Regions from separate parts of the Homo sapiens genome. Here regions 2 and 3 are each linked to region 1. Evidence: read pairs that join two places in POLR2A ChIA-PET (ENCODE). Cell type or tissue: K562. All regions are shown on one strand.

What was found. ChIA-PET counts read pairs that join two places held together with the same protein. Peaks named below come from ENCODE experiments on the same cell type or tissue, not always from the same donor. Only the 100,000 strongest peaks of a DNase experiment are listed, where the experiment ranks them.
Region 2: POLR2A ChIA-PET joins it to region 1 with 6 read pairs; 1 of 35 experiments calls an interaction of 5 or more read pairs at or near these places.
Region 3: POLR2A ChIA-PET joins it to region 1 with 5 read pairs; 2 of 35 experiments call an interaction of 5 or more read pairs at or near these places.

What each region holds. Positions count from the first base shown.
Region 1 is chr22:22,555,063-22,560,062 of GRCh38, forward strand. PRAME (PRAME nuclear receptor transcriptional regulator) reads right to left here and starts at 4,203. Exons shown (of 6, transcript NM_206956.3): 1 at 3,909-4,203; 2 at 2,483-2,518; 3 at 1,750-1,847. The coding sequence starts at 1,770. It overlaps LL22NC03-63E9.3 (a long non-coding RNA gene), which reads left to right and starts at 4,281. Exons shown (of 3, transcript NR_027426.2): 1 at 4,281-4,345. It also overlaps IGL. RefSeq lists an enhancer at 4,120-4,414. In K562, no CTCF peak of the experiment used is centred here; DNase peaks (open chromatin) are centred at 2,669, 3,139, 3,319, 4,219 and 1 weaker place; H3K4me3 peaks cover 3,949 bases.
Region 2 is chr22:22,700,056-22,705,055 of GRCh38, forward strand. The region is part of intron 2 of LL22NC03-102D1.18 (a long non-coding RNA gene); the gene reads right to left. It also overlaps IGL, the pseudogene IGLVVI-22-1 and IGLV3-22. Among named protein-coding and RNA genes, the nearest start is that of LL22NC03-102D1.18, 9.0 kb to the right of the region's middle. In K562, a CTCF peak has its summit at 2,657 (motif pointing right); a DNase peak (open chromatin) is centred at 2,716; H3K27me3 peaks cover 2,497 bases.
Region 3 is chr22:23,212,003-23,217,002 of GRCh38, forward strand. All of the region lies in intron 1 of BCR (BCR activator of RhoGEF and GTPase), which reads left to right. Among named protein-coding and RNA genes, the nearest start is that of BCR, 34 kb to the left of the region's middle. In K562, no CTCF peak of the experiment used is centred here; DNase peaks (open chromatin) are centred at 2,084, 2,519, 3,423, 3,899 and 4 weaker places.

The DNA.
Region 1 (5,000 bases):
AGTGAAAAGACTGGGGCCCAGCATGACTCCTAGGGTCCAGACATGAATTGGGGAGATATTTCTGCATGTCCTGTCTACTGGTTCTTATGGTCCTTGTGGGCTGCACAGGCCAGAGTGGCCTCTGAGCTCATCAGGTGGGTGGTCTGCACCCTCCTCTCTAGTCATAGAATCCCAGTGGGGACCCCCGAAGTATCTGCACCAGGTCCTTCAGGTGTTTTTTTTGGAGTGCAGTGGCGCAATCTTGGCTCACTGCAACCTCTGCCTCCTGGGTTCAAACGATTCTCCTGCCTCAGCCTCCCAAGTAGCTAGGATTACAAGCACACGCCCCCACACACGGCTATATTTTTGTATTTTTAGTAGAGATGGGGTTTCACCATGTTGGCCAGGCTGGTCTCAAACTCCTGACCTCAAGTGATCTGCCTGTCTAGGCCTCCCAAAGTGTTGAGATTACAAGAGTGAGCCACCATGCCCAGCCTCTTTTTCTTTTTTAGAGACAGGGTCTTACTATGTTTCCCAGACTGGTCTTGAACTCCTGGGCTCAAGTGATCCACCCATTTCAGCCTCCCAAAGTGCTGGGATTACAGGCTTGTGGATACCAACAGCACCCGAGCACGGTCCCACAGTCCAACGCACTGTGCCGTCCTTGAGCCTTTAGTTCCAGCACAAGTCTCCCGGCTTCAACCCAGGTTGCATGTTCTCCCTGATCTCCCCAGGTGGCACCCAAGGATGAGGCAGTGCAATCTTGTTGCTCACTTCCCAGGACCGACACTTACCCCTAATGGCCCAAGCCCATGGGGCAGTGAGATCAAAGCCTCCTGGAGCTCATACTCTCTGACACCACTGGAAGTGTGGGCTTTTGCGTCTGATTACCCCGGGGAAAGGTTCTGAATGTAATCGTGGCTTTGGCAATAAGGTCCACAATGCATTAAGATTTTTTTTTTTTTTTTGGAGGAGGAGTTTCACTCTTGTTGCCCAGGCTAGAGTGCACTGGCACCATCTTGGCTCACTGCAACCTCCACCTCCTGGGTTCAAGCGATTCTCCTGCTCCTGTCTCAGCCTCCCAAGTAGCTGGGACTACAGATGTGGGCCACCACGCCCAGCTAATTTTTTTTCTATTTTTAGTAAAGACAGGATTTCACCATTTTGGCCAGGCTAGTCTCGAACTCCTGACCTCAGGTGATCTGCCCACCTCGGCCTCCCATGGTACTGGGATTGGGATTACATGCATGAGCCACCATGCCTGGCCTAGGGTTAATTTTTATTTTTGGAGACGGAGTCTCGCTCTGTCGCCAGGCTGGAGTGCAGTGGCATGATCTTGGCTTACTGCAACCTTCGCCTCCTGGGTTCAAGCGATTCTCCTGCCTCAGCCACTTGAGTAGCTGGGACTACAGGTGCATGCCACCACGCCCGGCTAACTTTCTGTACTTTTAGTAGACGCGGGGTTTCACAGTGTTAGCCAGGAATGGTCTCAATCTCCTGACCTGGTGATCCGCCCGCCTCAGCCTCCCAAAGTGCTGGGATTACAGGCATGAGCCACCGTGCCCGACCCTAGGGTTGACTCTCATACAAAGACAGCACGGGAAGTGAAATGCTCTTTTGTGGAAATGACCAGAAACAATAAAAGCGGCTCCTGCCTCTTCGTCTACTGTGAGGGACCTCAGGATGCAGCTCCCATCTGGCTCGAGTGACAAGGACAGAGGGGAACAGGGCTTCTCTGAGCACCTCAGACAGCTCAGGGGACCTTCTTACCCACAAACGCCTTCGTTCCATTTTGAAGCGACTTAGGCTGGCCTCAGGACCTCCAACGCTTGGATTTCTAGGTCTCAGTCACTTGTTGCCACGCACGTCTGAGAGTAATAATCAAAATGCTCCAAAAAGAAGAATACATGTATAATATTTACGAAGCAACGGCCTCCTGTGAAAACCTCCGCAAATACTGCTGAGGAAACTGACAACTGGCGACTCAATCCCGCCCTTTCAGTGCAAATCTCTGGCTCCAAACCTGAGCACCAGTGTTTCCTGGGCTGAACCAGGGGGCAGGAGGAACAACAGACCATGTGGTTGGTCACAAGTGACCCCTGTGGTCAAGGACCCTGACTACGGTCTTGCAGCGACATTTCTGCCTCTGCTCCCGCCTTCCTAGGACGCCTACGCCACTGCCTGGGCCGTCCCCAACCCCCAGCACCTTCAGAGGGGCCGAGTCCCAGAGCATCCACCGCATTACAAATGCGCACCCACCCTGGAGAGCTCCAACCACGAGCACCGCCGCCTCGGTTCAAGGCATCCTTACAGCCACAACTCCTCAACTGGGGCCAATTTTCCGGGGCAGGCGGCCCGGGGTGACCCAAGTGGCGCACATTATTTTCTTTGGTCTTCAACCCATTTCCAGAGAGAAAACAGGGACCCGGGACAGGGGTGGTGCTGGGGGCACAAGCCCAAGGTCACCCTGCGGGGAAGCGGAGGAATCAGGGCTCGAACTTACGTTTTTCCTCAGAGAGTTCACCACACCGCGAAGTTGCTGGAAGGAAAGAACGAGACAATGGCTCAGCTAAGCGCCCTAGCCGCTGCGTGGGGCGGGGGGGGCGGCGGTGGGGACCGGGGGGCTGGGCAGCCTGGTCTGACCAATCCCCGTTTCTCAGTCCTTCCAGGGCAAAATCTCACGAGATCCAGTGAGGTCGCCCAGAGAGTCGAGAGGGGCTTGTTTTCAAAGACTGGGAGGAGGAGGGGCAGTGGGGGAGGGGCAGTGGGGGGAGGAGCAGAGGAGAAGGGAGCAGGAGGAGGGGAAAAGGGGAGAGGAAGTTGGAGAGCAGAGGAGGCTGGGGGTGGGGAGGAGATGGGGGTGGGGAAGGAGGGGAGATGGGGGTGGGGAAGGGGGGGCGGGAGGAGGGTTAGGAATGGGGGAAGGAAGACAGGGTGGGGGAGGGGTGGGCATGGGGGAAGGAAGACAGGGTGGGGGAGGGGTGGGCATGGGGAAAGGGAGACAGGGTGGGGGAGGGGTGGGCATGGGGGAAGGGAGACAGGGTGGGGGAGGGGTGGGCATGCGGGAAGGGAGACAGGGTGGGGAACCGAGAAGAAAGACAGTGGGGGGGGATGGAGGAAGGAACACAGGGTGGGGTGGGGGGTCGGGATGGGGGAAGGGAAACAAAGAGTGGTGGAGGCGTGGGGATTAGGAACGGAGACAGAGGGTGGGGGAGGGGTGGGGTGGGGGAAGGGAGACAGGGTGGGGGAGGGGTGAGGATGGCGGAAGGTAGACAAGGCGGGGGAGGGGTGGGGATGGGGGAAGGGAGACAGAAGGGGGGGAGGGGTGGGGATGGGGGAAGGGAGACAGAAGGCGGGCCAGGGCGGGAATGGGGGAAGGGAAACAGGGTGGGGGTGGGGATGAGAGAAGACAGAGGTTGGGGGAGGGGTGGGGATGTGTAAGAAAAACAAAGGGTTGGGGAGGGGGAGGGAAAAGAGGCAGAGAGTGGGGGAGGGGGTGGGGATGTGGAAAGAAAGTCAGAAGGTGGGGGGTGAGGGGTGGGGATGGGTGAATACGTGATGGCTGCGGCCTTTCCCACCAGACAGTAGGGTGGGGGCAGGGTGGAAAAAGGGGGTGCGGTGGGCGAATGGAGAGGCAGTGGGGAGGCGGGGGGCTGACTGGGAGTGTGGGACGGGGTGTTCTGGGATCACGGAGACGTCCAAGTCTGGACTCTGTCCTGGGTCTGTGCTTCTGGCGACCTCCCTTTTCTTCAGTGGGATGCGGGGTGCAGGGGCCGGTTCCAGGGTCCCCTGAGCTCAAGTTCTCGCCCCACCCCGCCCCGCAAGTCTAGAAAAGATGCCCCTGGCCTTGGCTGGGTAATCTCTGGATTTACCTACTTCTGTAACCCCCCGGGCTGAAGAGACCACCCCCCGGGATTCAATTAACTTACTCTCTGGAGCGCGCGTTCCTCCCTGCTCCCGGGAGTCGGTTTCCCAGAACTTTCTGAGGCCCGCGCATGCTCCCCTCGACTCCCCGTGTTTCCACTCTCCACAGAAATCCACGCATTCACGCCCCTCCCCTCCCCCGAGCCTGCAGAGGACTCCGCCCTGCTTTCCCTACATTCAGGGCTGCTCCTTTTGTCGCCAATACAGACCTGTTGACAGGTCACGCCTGGGAAGCGGGTGGGGTGTCCCGGAGCGGTGCTGAGGCGCTGCAGGCCCGGCTTCTGGCTGCGGGGGAGCTGTACCCTGAAGCCTCGCCGGAACTCGCGTCTGGGGCCAGCAGGGGGCACTAGAGTCAACAGGGACTGTATGCAAAACCCACTTCCTCCCAGGCCCTCTAGGGGGATGGTCAGGCTTCTGCAGAGATGGGGAGGATCCTTTCCTGGTAAGGGGAGAGGGACGGGCTAGGAGCCAAGCGGAAGGACCCCGTGTTCAAGGCCCTTCAAGGGACGGGACAGGCGAGGAATCTCTTTGAGTCTTTTGAATTGTTTTATCAGTCAGGCCTGGGAAGTACTCCGCCTCCACAAACTCTGTTTTCCTGAAAGGGGTCGGGGGGGGGGACCCCAACATCTCCTGCCACAGGCTATGATGGGCATGGTGGCTAAGAGCAACAGGCCGCGTGGTGAGGCTGGCTTTTTGTGGCTCTGCCCTGCCATTCCCCGAGGCATCCCCATGCCAGTGAACAGAGCTGCGGGTTCCCAGCTGCACAGATGAATGCACGAACAAAACATAGGTCCATGCAAAGGAAGTCATTGCATTGATCCAGATTCGACCTGGGATTGTCGCATAAAACAGGGCTGATAAAAACCGTTGTGTTTTCACCTTCGAAACAGAGACTCAGCCTCCCCCTCTCTGCTTGAGGCATTCAGCAAAGGTTCGTCCTTGAGTGGCTGTGGATGCTCAAGGACTTACGATTTCTGACTTTATAAAGTTTAGGGTGAAAACAAAAAACAAAATAAGAAGACCATTGTTTTAAAGTGGCCGTTGTAGCTAATTATCTCAAGAAAGCAAACAGGCTGGTACTGAAAGTTACACAGGCG
Region 2 (5,000 bases), 140 kb after region 1:
GATCGGTTAAGATGCAGATGCAGCCTCAGCAGTTCTGGATGTGGCCCCAAATTCTCTGTGTCTGGCAACTCCCAGGTGAGGCTGCTGCTGCTGGTCCTCCCAGGACCACACTTTGAGTGGCTGAACTCTTATTCACCCACCTCACTCAAGCCACGGGTGAGACTCACACAAGGAGAGCATATTCTAGAAGCACAGGTCACTTCTCACTCCTCCCCTTGTGTCTTAGATCCTTTTCTGTTACTATAAAGAAGTACCCAAGGCTGGGTAATTTATACAGAAAATAAAAGTTTTATTTGGCAGACAGTTCCAATGGCTGCAGAGTTCAAAATGTGGCATCTGCTCTTGTTGAAGACCTCAGGCTGCTTCCTGTCATGGTGAAAGGTGAAGGGGAGCCAGTGTGTGCAGATGTCAATGGGGGAGAGGAAGCAAGAGAGAAGACAAAGATGCCAGGCTCTTTTTAATAACCAGCTCTTTCGGAAACAGGGGAATTCACTCACCCCAAGTGAGGGCATTAATCTATTCATGAGAGATCCACTCCCATCACCCTAAAAGCTCCCATTAGTTCCCACCTCCAATACTGGGGATCCAATTTCAACATAAGATTTGGAGGTGACAAAGATCAAAGCCATAGCACCCTGAGGTTTGGCCACACACTTGCTCATCTCCACATTTGTCCCTCCCCTCAGGACTAGGGTCCTGACTGCTCTGACTTAGTCTCCCTCCACCTTATGGGCACCTGGCAGTCGGTCATCATCAGCTTTGCTGAATCAGCAGCAACATTGAGGGTAAAAATTGTGTCTCCTGGTTCCACCAGAAATAAAGTAGAGCCCCACACAGCTGAGGTGTGGGGTCAAAAATTAAAACTAAGAGACATAAGACTCATTCTCAGGCTCCAAGTCTGGCCAGTGAGCTTCTTTGAGACTCCCTGGGATCCCAGCAGTGACACTGATCACTATTGCTGTCCCACACATCCCAAGTGATGAGGAAGTAAGACCAAAACCCTCCTGAGATTCCTGGCTTGTGTCCTGACACTGGGGCTGTTGGGATTCCTGTCTTTCCTTCAAGATTGTTCAAATAAGCACCGACAATCACTTCCATGTGAGATATGAGGAGAGAATAATTCCACATGAACCAAATCCACGAAGCCTACACTGAAGCCTGCCAAGTTCTCTGCAGTCCAGCACGATGAAGGGAGCATTTTCATGGGAACTTTTGGGAATATGAGGGGAGCCAGGCTCAGCTATGGGTTCCAGAGACAAAGCTCCTGGATGTTTCCCCCTGGCCTTGGTCCATCACCTGCTACCTCTCCTCACTCTTTCCACAGATGCTGCCCCAGGTTAAGCCCCCACAGGACTCTAAGCCTATTCCTGACCCTGAGCTCAGCCCAAGTGATGCTTCAGGAGATGGGATCCTGAGAATGAGCGCCAACGTCTCTTTAACCTGAGGTGTGAGGTCATGAGACACCTGTTGGCCATAAGACACCTGTCCCCCACCTGCTCAGGAGACAGTGGAGCAGGCAACAGTGCAGAGAGAACCAGCAGGAGCCAGGCCAGGCCCTGCATCCAAAGCAGGCCCCAATCCCACAGATTCTCCAGCTCCAGCCTGGGGTACAGCCCCAACTTTCTGTAGGCTGAAATGGGCTTCTCAGGATGGGCAGGCCATGATGGGGGATGGCAGTGTGTCCACAGGACACAGCCCTGCTGCCTGCCTGGCCCTCATGCCCACTCCTTCCCCACCCTGGTTAATCTCCACCCAAAAGGGCCCAGGCTCAGAACTCAGGACACCTGGATCAGCTCCTGGACTTGCCCCCACTGCTTTCTGTTCCCCTGAGCCACTTAGTCTCTTTTGGCCTCAGTGTTACCTGCTGTGAAGTGAGGAGGCTTATACTGAACTGAGGAAGCTCTTTTCTTCATTCAAAATTAAAAGACAGAAACAATAAAGTCATGTGAATTAAAGCCTTCTAAGGGGATGTCATTTAATGGGCTCCAATGGGCTTCAGACATGGAACTTCTTGTCTTTCCTCTGCAGAGATTCCAAGAAAGGGACTCAAAAGGGCTTGCTTTCTGTATGATGGGAACAGTGATCTCCAGCTGAGTATAAGCAGGAGAGTCCTAGTTTCATCAGCAAGACAGACAAGGCTAGGGTAGAAATCCTCCTGGCACAAGCTCTGAGAGGTGTGGAATGAAATAAAGATAAACATGAAATTAATGTGCCTATGATGGTGATGTTAGCTCACAACTAAGCTGCAGAACCAGAAACCTGGTGATTGCAGTGAATCATAGCTGCTCTTACTGGGTGGGAGGTGCACCAGTTTGCTTCCTAAGTGCATAGAAAGCCTGGGTCCCTGTAGGATGGCATGCACATCTCTCTGGACTTTGAAAGTGTTGCAGAAGAGCTTCAGTTGACTCACTCTAATTAGACCTGACTGAACAAAACCATTAGAGGAGGGCATTTCAACCCTGAGACACTTCTATAGCAATTGCACCTGCCCCACCCCACTGAACTGCGTGTGTTACCTCTCTGTGCTGGGCTGGGCAGGGCAGATTGGGTCACACTGGCACAGAATGGGGCTGGACTCTCTGGTCCTCAACTTCTGAGGTGACAGGTGCTGTGGGGTCACCTGGAAGAAGAAAGCTCCTGGGCTGAGTCTCCTCCACCAGTTGGGGGCAGCAGAGCTGCAGCCAGGAGCAGTGAGGAGAGAGGCTGGGGCTGCCCAGCTGGGGCGAAGAGGAAGGCCAGCCTGGGGTTCAACAGGTGTCCAAGAGTCAGTCTTCAGACTGAAAATGAAGACAGTTCATCCTATCCCCTCGGGCTGCAGTGACCACGTTCTGAGGGTCAGATTCATACAGTGTCACCCAAGGACACCGACAGAAGCCCGGCACAGTGAAGGCCTCACCTGGGAAATGCAACTAGAAGAGGCTGGGCCCAGGTGTCAGCTTGGGCAGCTTCCTTAGGAAGGGGATTCCCTGGGAGAAGTCCTGAGGCCGAGGTGCTCTAGGAGGGGCACAATGTGAGGTGACAGGGCTCCCAGGGCCCAGGTTCTTCACCCAGGATGGCGGCCTGAGCCTCCTGCCACTCTCAGGGCCTTGTCCCTCCCTGTCCAGCAGTGTCCTGGGGAGCTGAGCCCTCTATCGTGGGCACTTCCAGATACACCCGACCCCTCCTGCCTCTGCCTTTCCTTCCAGCTCCAGGTGGACTCTGACTCAGGACGCAGCTCCTGTGCTCAGGGGAGATTCAGGTGGGTGGCGTGAAGCATTTTGGGGCCCTGGTCCCTGCATGAGGCATCACCAGCCTCCTTCAGGAGATGCTGTCCAGAGGAACAGGGCTTCTCACCTGCCTCAGGCCACAGCTCTCACCACGGGGCTGTCCTTTGATCAGTGGCAGGATCTGCATGGCTGGAGGGACTACTGACCACATGCTCTCTGGAGCTCATGTCTTGTGTGGAGACCATGACCTGGGGACCCTCAGAAAGACCAAGCAGCCTAAAGTTAGATTTTCAGTCCAGTGTGATTCTCTGGTTCTTTTCGCAAGTTTACGTAAAACGTTGATGAGAAAAAGTGAATAAATAAAGGAAGAGTTGAGGATGGCAATTGCTGGTCTACTGTGGGGCTGGGGGATACCATGGAAAGAGCAGCACCACATGTCAAATGAGACTAGAGATTGGGATGCATCCGAAATATGTGTGGTTGCTCAAATGACAAAACTCTTCCAACTGCAATGATTCATAAGTGTCCTACAGACACAGTACATCATGTACATAACATTACCAGGATGGGGCCAAGTGACTCGGGGGTATCCGGAGCAGGGATGAAAGAGGAGAAAGATGATGCATCTTTGGTGTACTTGCTGCTGAGTCAGGCGTCATCAGTGATTTCTCAACAGGGCCCAGCTCAGCCCCAGGCCAGGCTCCTGGAAGGTCCATAGTCCTGCTCAATGCAGCCCAGGACAGGCCACATGACACAGAGGTTTGAGACAGGGACCATGTTGTCAATCCCCAGGACGGTGACTGTGATCACAGGCCTTGGAGGCCAAGGCTGATTTTCTGACTGGAGAAGCAGACGAAGGAAGCTGGGGATTCACCCCTTCATTTTAAGTTTCTCATGCTGCCCCCAGAGCTGGCTTGAGGGATATCCCGCCATGAGGAGTCCCAGAGAAGTAAATTTGCATAAACACCAAGGATGCACTGCCCCAGTGGGCCTGAGAGGAAATAAGAGAGGCCTGGGAAGCCCAGCTGTGCTGTGGGCTCAGGAGGCAGAGCTGTGGGTGTCTCACCATGGCATGGGCCACACTCCTGCTCCCACTCCTCAACCTCTACACAGGTGCTGCCCCCAGACCCTGCCCCAGGCTCAGCCCTCCTAAGCCCCTGGTCTTACCCTGAACCCTGAGCTCAGCCCAGGCATAGCCTCAGGGCGATACTACTGGAATGGGTTTGTTATCTTCAAGCCCCCTCTCTTGTCCTCTCTTGCAGGCTCTGTTGCCTCCTATGAGCTGACACAGCTACCCTCGGTGTCAGTGTCCCCAGGACAGACAGCCAGGATCACCTGCTCTGGAGATGTACTGGGGGAAAATTATGCTGACTGGTACCAGCAGAAGCCAGGCCAGGCCCCTGAGTTGGTGATATACGAAGATAGTGAGCGGTACCCTGGAATCCCTGAACGATTCTCTGGGTCCACCTCAGGGAACACGACCACCCTGACCATCAGCAGGGTCCTGACCGAAGACGAGGCTGACTATTACTGTTTGTCTGGGGATGAGGACAATCCCTCAGTGACACAGGCAGATGGGGAAGTGAGACACAAACTCCTTTTTCATCTGTGTTGTGTTCTTCCTCCAGCACCAGGAAGACTGTGGACCAAGCAATGAGCAGGTCTGGCCAAGTTCTACTGGATCTGAGACCTCCAGGCCATCCTTTTTTCCAGCTGTCCAGGTTGGCTCTGCAGAGGGTGGAGCAGGAGTGGATTTAAGGCTGCTATAATCAGAATTTATGGTGTTTTGGGGCC
Region 3 (5,000 bases), 660 kb after region 1:
CCAGGGTCCTGCCAGCCCTACCCTCAGCCTCCCATAAGGGTCTGAAGTGGCAGGTGGATGGGAAACTGCACTCTCTGACCTCTGCAAGGGGACTGCTGCTTTCCCATGAGCTTCTCCTCTTTCCGTTGCTGGTTTCTTCTTTGTTATCTTTGCTGCTGGAGTGGCCAGACCCTGGGAAGCGGGCTGGAGAGAGGAGAGAAGCCATCGAGCCACATGGACCCCTACAGCCCGGAATCTGAGCTGTGGTAGGATTGGCTGCGATTGGGATTGGCAGACACACTGGGTTTGTACAGGAGGGGACCCTGAAGGATGGGCTGTGGTCAAAGTGGGATCCCTTCACTGTCCATAGTCCTTGGATCTGAAACTGCTGACAGGTGCCCCTGGGAACTGCTGTGGTATTTGGAGTCTATAGAGACACCCATTGCTCAGGACCCCAGGGCCTTAACAGGGAGTACACTGGCTTCTGGGAAGCTTGATGGAGTTGTTGCTGCATAGGTGCAGAAAATCCCAGCAGTGGAGTAAGGCCTGAAGTAAGCCCCCACTGGGCTCTGTGGGGCCTGGGGCAGCCTCCTCTGTTGCAGGGCCGCCAGCATCTCCAGCAGAAGTGCAGTGCTTGCTCTGGGGACACAGGGGCCTTTTGGAATGAGCATGTGGACTTGGCTTATGGATTGTGCCTACCCCAGAGCGTTGCTGTGTCTCTCAACACACACAGCTTCCATGGGCTGCTCACTCCAATTCTGATGGAGAGGGCATTTATGACTCTGTCCGTTGGTTTGTTTTCTCACTGAAGAGGAACATAGATGCACCTGCTCTCTGGGCAAGAGATGTGGCAGCTGCAAGCTGCACACCCTGTTCTGAATATTGCCCAGACCAGAATATGAATTACTTGGTCATAAATCAGTGTCTTGTCTGCAGAAAACTTGGCAATGTGAGGGACGGCAGCTTTAACTTGATTCCTGGGAGGCTGCCGGCCTCAAAAAGGACAAGGACTGGCAATCAGATGGGCATTCTCTCTAATTTGGGAGGCTTTCGGGCTTCCTCACGGAGTGCTGCTCCTGGGGACGTACCACAAGAACCTCCCTTGTCTAGTTTTGTTCTGACGCTTGGGCTCATTCACCTGACTGTCTCCTTGCTTGTCTGGCTCTCAGGAAAGCCTTCCCGGAGAGGATGTGGCTGACCCCTGCAGCCATCTCTCCACAGACAATCATGGCCCTGAGCTTGGCTGTCCTTGGTTGGGTACATCCAAGGCTCTGCCTGCCAGGGTAGGCACTGGCCAGGCTGTGGGATGGCAGCGTTGCTGACTTGTGCTCCTGAGTCCTGGGGGCCCTGAGTGAGCCTCCGTGCAGGAGTCGGGCTGGGCTGAGAGGTGTGGAGAGTCGTTCCCTTAATGGATGGTCAGGCACAGCAGCTATGGGCTCAAATTCCGGAGGGACGCTGAGCCAGGTCCCAGCCTGTGCACTGAGCATGTCATTCACTTTGAGATCCCCTCTAGGGTAAGGCACACCGTGAGTGGATGTGCCACTAAGAAGGAGGCAGCAGGCTGAGCGTGGTGGCTCACGCCTGTAATCCCAGCTCTTTGGGAGGCCAAGGTGGGAAGATTGCTTGAAGCCAGAAGTTTGAGACCAGCCTGGGCAAGAAAGTGAGAGCTCGTCTCTCCAAAAAAACGTAAAAATATTAATTGCTGGGGCGTGGTGGTGCATGCCTGTAGTCCTAGCTACTCAGGAGGCTGAGGCAGGAGAATCGCCTGAATGACCCAGGAGTTCAAGGCTATAGTGAGCTATGATTGCACCACTGTACTTCAGCCTGGGCAACAGAGCAAGACCCCTGTCTCTTAAAAAAAAAAAAAAAGAAGAAGAAGGAGGAGGAAGACAGTACTCCCAGTTATCATTGCGAGAGGCAGAGATGCGAGATTCCACTTTGAATTATGTTGAAATTTGGGGAAAATGCATGCCTGATAATGGGTAAAATACAGTAAGTTTCCTCATCTGTGAAATAGAAATCCCACTAGTCGTTGACTCAGGAACTTGCTGTGAAGATTAGAGATGAGGTGTGCAAAAAAAAGCACCTAGCGTGGCTGCTGGCATGCCCTGAGTGCTTAATAACATTTGTTATTCTCATTTTATTGTTGTTATCGTAGTTGCTGTTATGACAGATAGCGGGAGAGGATGTTGGCTGCTTTATCAGCTGGCTGGATGTTTGGTTTGTTTTTTTTTTTTTGTGAGGGTTAAAGTGGGAGATGGGAAGCTGTCTTTTTCCATCAGAGTTGGAAAGGCCCGGAGTGTTCATTTCTCAGCAATAATTGTTTTCAAATGGTTTTATTTTAGGGATAGATCCCTTCTTTGCCAATGGTATTTCAGATGACCCCCCAGTATATGAAAAAGATGAAAGAGGAGCCACAGGTCCTGAAGGCTGCCCAGCTCAGCCTCCCCACCCAACCTGGGCTCTGAGGACCTGGCTTGGGAGGTGCTGCTCTTGGCAGCCCCAGCCTTCCACCTCTGTGGCCTGTGCCATGGCCAGGAGGACCTGCATTTCCTTCGGACTGTCTCTCTGCTCAGGCGGATTATTTCGTGCTTCGTGTGCCCTCCCAGGGTAGGGACGGGGAAGCTGTGAGGATGCTCTGTGGGGATCGGCTCCCTGTGTTGTCCATGTCTTCTTTTAGGTGGAGTTGGCTAGGCAGGGAACCTGGCACCATTTCCTTCTCAGAGCAGAGAAACAGAGTCGGCGTTTGTGAGCGTGCATTGTCCAAACCTGCATTTGGAAGGGGTCAAAGTAGGCTGGGCTTTGTTTTTACTTTTTCTTTTTAAATTATGATGAACTATACATAATGTAAAATTTACCACTTCAGCCATTTTTAAGCATACGATCGATGCATGACATTAACTACATTGATGGTGTTGGGCAACCATCACCACTATCCATCTCCAGAACTTTTTCATCTTCCCCAGACTGAAGGTCTGTACCCATTTATAGCCAGTAAACAACTCTCTACTCCCTCCTCCCTCAGCCCCTGGCCACCACCATCCTACTCTATGTCTATGAATTTGACTACTCTAGAGACCTCATATGAGTGGAGTCCTACAGCGTTTGTCCATTTGCATCTGGTTTATTTCACTTAACATAATGTCCTCAAGTTTCATCCTTGCCTTGGCATGTATTAGAATTTTCTTCCTTTTTAAGGCTGAATAATATTCCATTATATGTCTGCACCGCATTTTGCTTATGCATCCATTGGTGGATGGACACCTGGCTTGTTTCTGCCTTTTGTAAAGCATGCTGCTGTGAACACGGGTATACATGCTTTTACTCTTGACCCCTTGCAAACAGGTCTGTCTTGCACATGTGCCCCAGGTACCACTCAGCCATCTGCTCATTAATGGGAGAGGGGAGAACCTTCCCGGTTCTCTTGAGTAACTACCATGATCACAGCTTTCTGGAATGTAGCAGGTTACTTGATAAAGAGGGCGGGAATTCTTAGAAAGGAGGGTTTCTGGCTGCAAGCCCCATACCTGTTTTCTGCCACCTTCTCTGCCAAGGGAGCTTGAGCCAGCCATTTCTGGGAAGTGGTGAGCCTCAGATATGGTTCAGGGAAGATGGGAAGTGTTACAGTGTAATTCCATCTGCTGATGGGGACAGGCACAAACCTGGTGGCTTGTTGTCCTTGGAACAGTCAGTGATGAAGGCAGAGTGGCGGTAGGACAGGGACCCCGCTTAGTTATGACACTGCCTCCTAAGTGGAACTAAGTGGAAGGTCTAGTGGGGCCTTCTTCGTGGGTTGGGACAGTGGTTCTGCACCCCCACTCAGCAGCTCAGGAACTGAAGTTAGAGCCTGCCTTCAGGGGATGGGCATGTGTACAAGGGATAGGGGACCAGTTAATCCAGGAGTTAGATGGTGACTGAGACTCCAGGAATTTCCCCTTTCCTGTAAACATGGGTCATTTTCTAGAATTACCACGTTCCCTTTAATTTTGCCATGTTTAGGAAATCTGGCTGAGCTGGTAATTACCAAGTCTAACTGAGAAATGTCTTATATGTAACCTTCTGTTTCCCTTGAGTGTTTCGGAGGAAGCTGTGGGCACGTTTTATGGATAGGTGCTCCGAGTTCTTTCCGCTTTGGTCCAGTCTGAGTGGCTCTGATAAGCGTTGGCAACACCACCGATTTTTGTGGGGCCTGGCTTCAGAACATGAATGTCTGTGTTTCTGCAAAACCAAGTGTACTCACTGCCTCCTTTTAAAATCATGCTACAAGGATGTCTTTCACTTTGAATTCTGCGCTTACATTGTTCAAGAGGCATCACCATGTTTATAACCTCAGACGCAGTAATTCCACCCTAGGGCATTTTCCTAAGGAAAATTGCTTCCCCCTTTTCTTTTATGGTAGTATTATGTGAAATTATTCATTGTATTCATAACAGTGGAAAGCTGGAAACAAACTGAGCATCCTGTAATACAAAAGGGGTTCCATTAGCTTGGTAGACGATTCTGTCATCATCCGATGGTAAGGATGAAAATGAATTAGCAACGTGGAACATTGTCATAAGTGGAAAAAGTGAGATGCCCAAAGTGTGATGATTTGTATCAGTCATCTCTTGTTCGGTAACAAACCATCCCAAAGTTTAGAGGCTTAAAACAATGCGATTTAATCGCAGTGCCATCTGGCTTGGTATGAGGTGGTTCTGCTGTCACACAGGCTTGGTCATGTGACTGTATTCAGTTTGTGGTTTGACTGCCGCTGGCATCCGAGGTGGCCTAACCGTTGTAGCTAAGGACTTGGTAGGGACACCGGAAGGCTGAGACCTCTCTCTCCTTGTGGTCCGTCATTGTTCTGCAGTGAAGCCTGAGTTGCTTCTCATGGAGGCTAGGTTCCAAGAGCAAAGGTGGATGCTGCAGGGCTTCCTGAGGCCTGGGCTATGGAACTTCTCAGCTGAACTTCCACCGGATTCTGTTGGTACAGTGTGTCGCAAGTCTTGCCCAGATCTAAGCGGGGGTAGAAAGCTGGACTC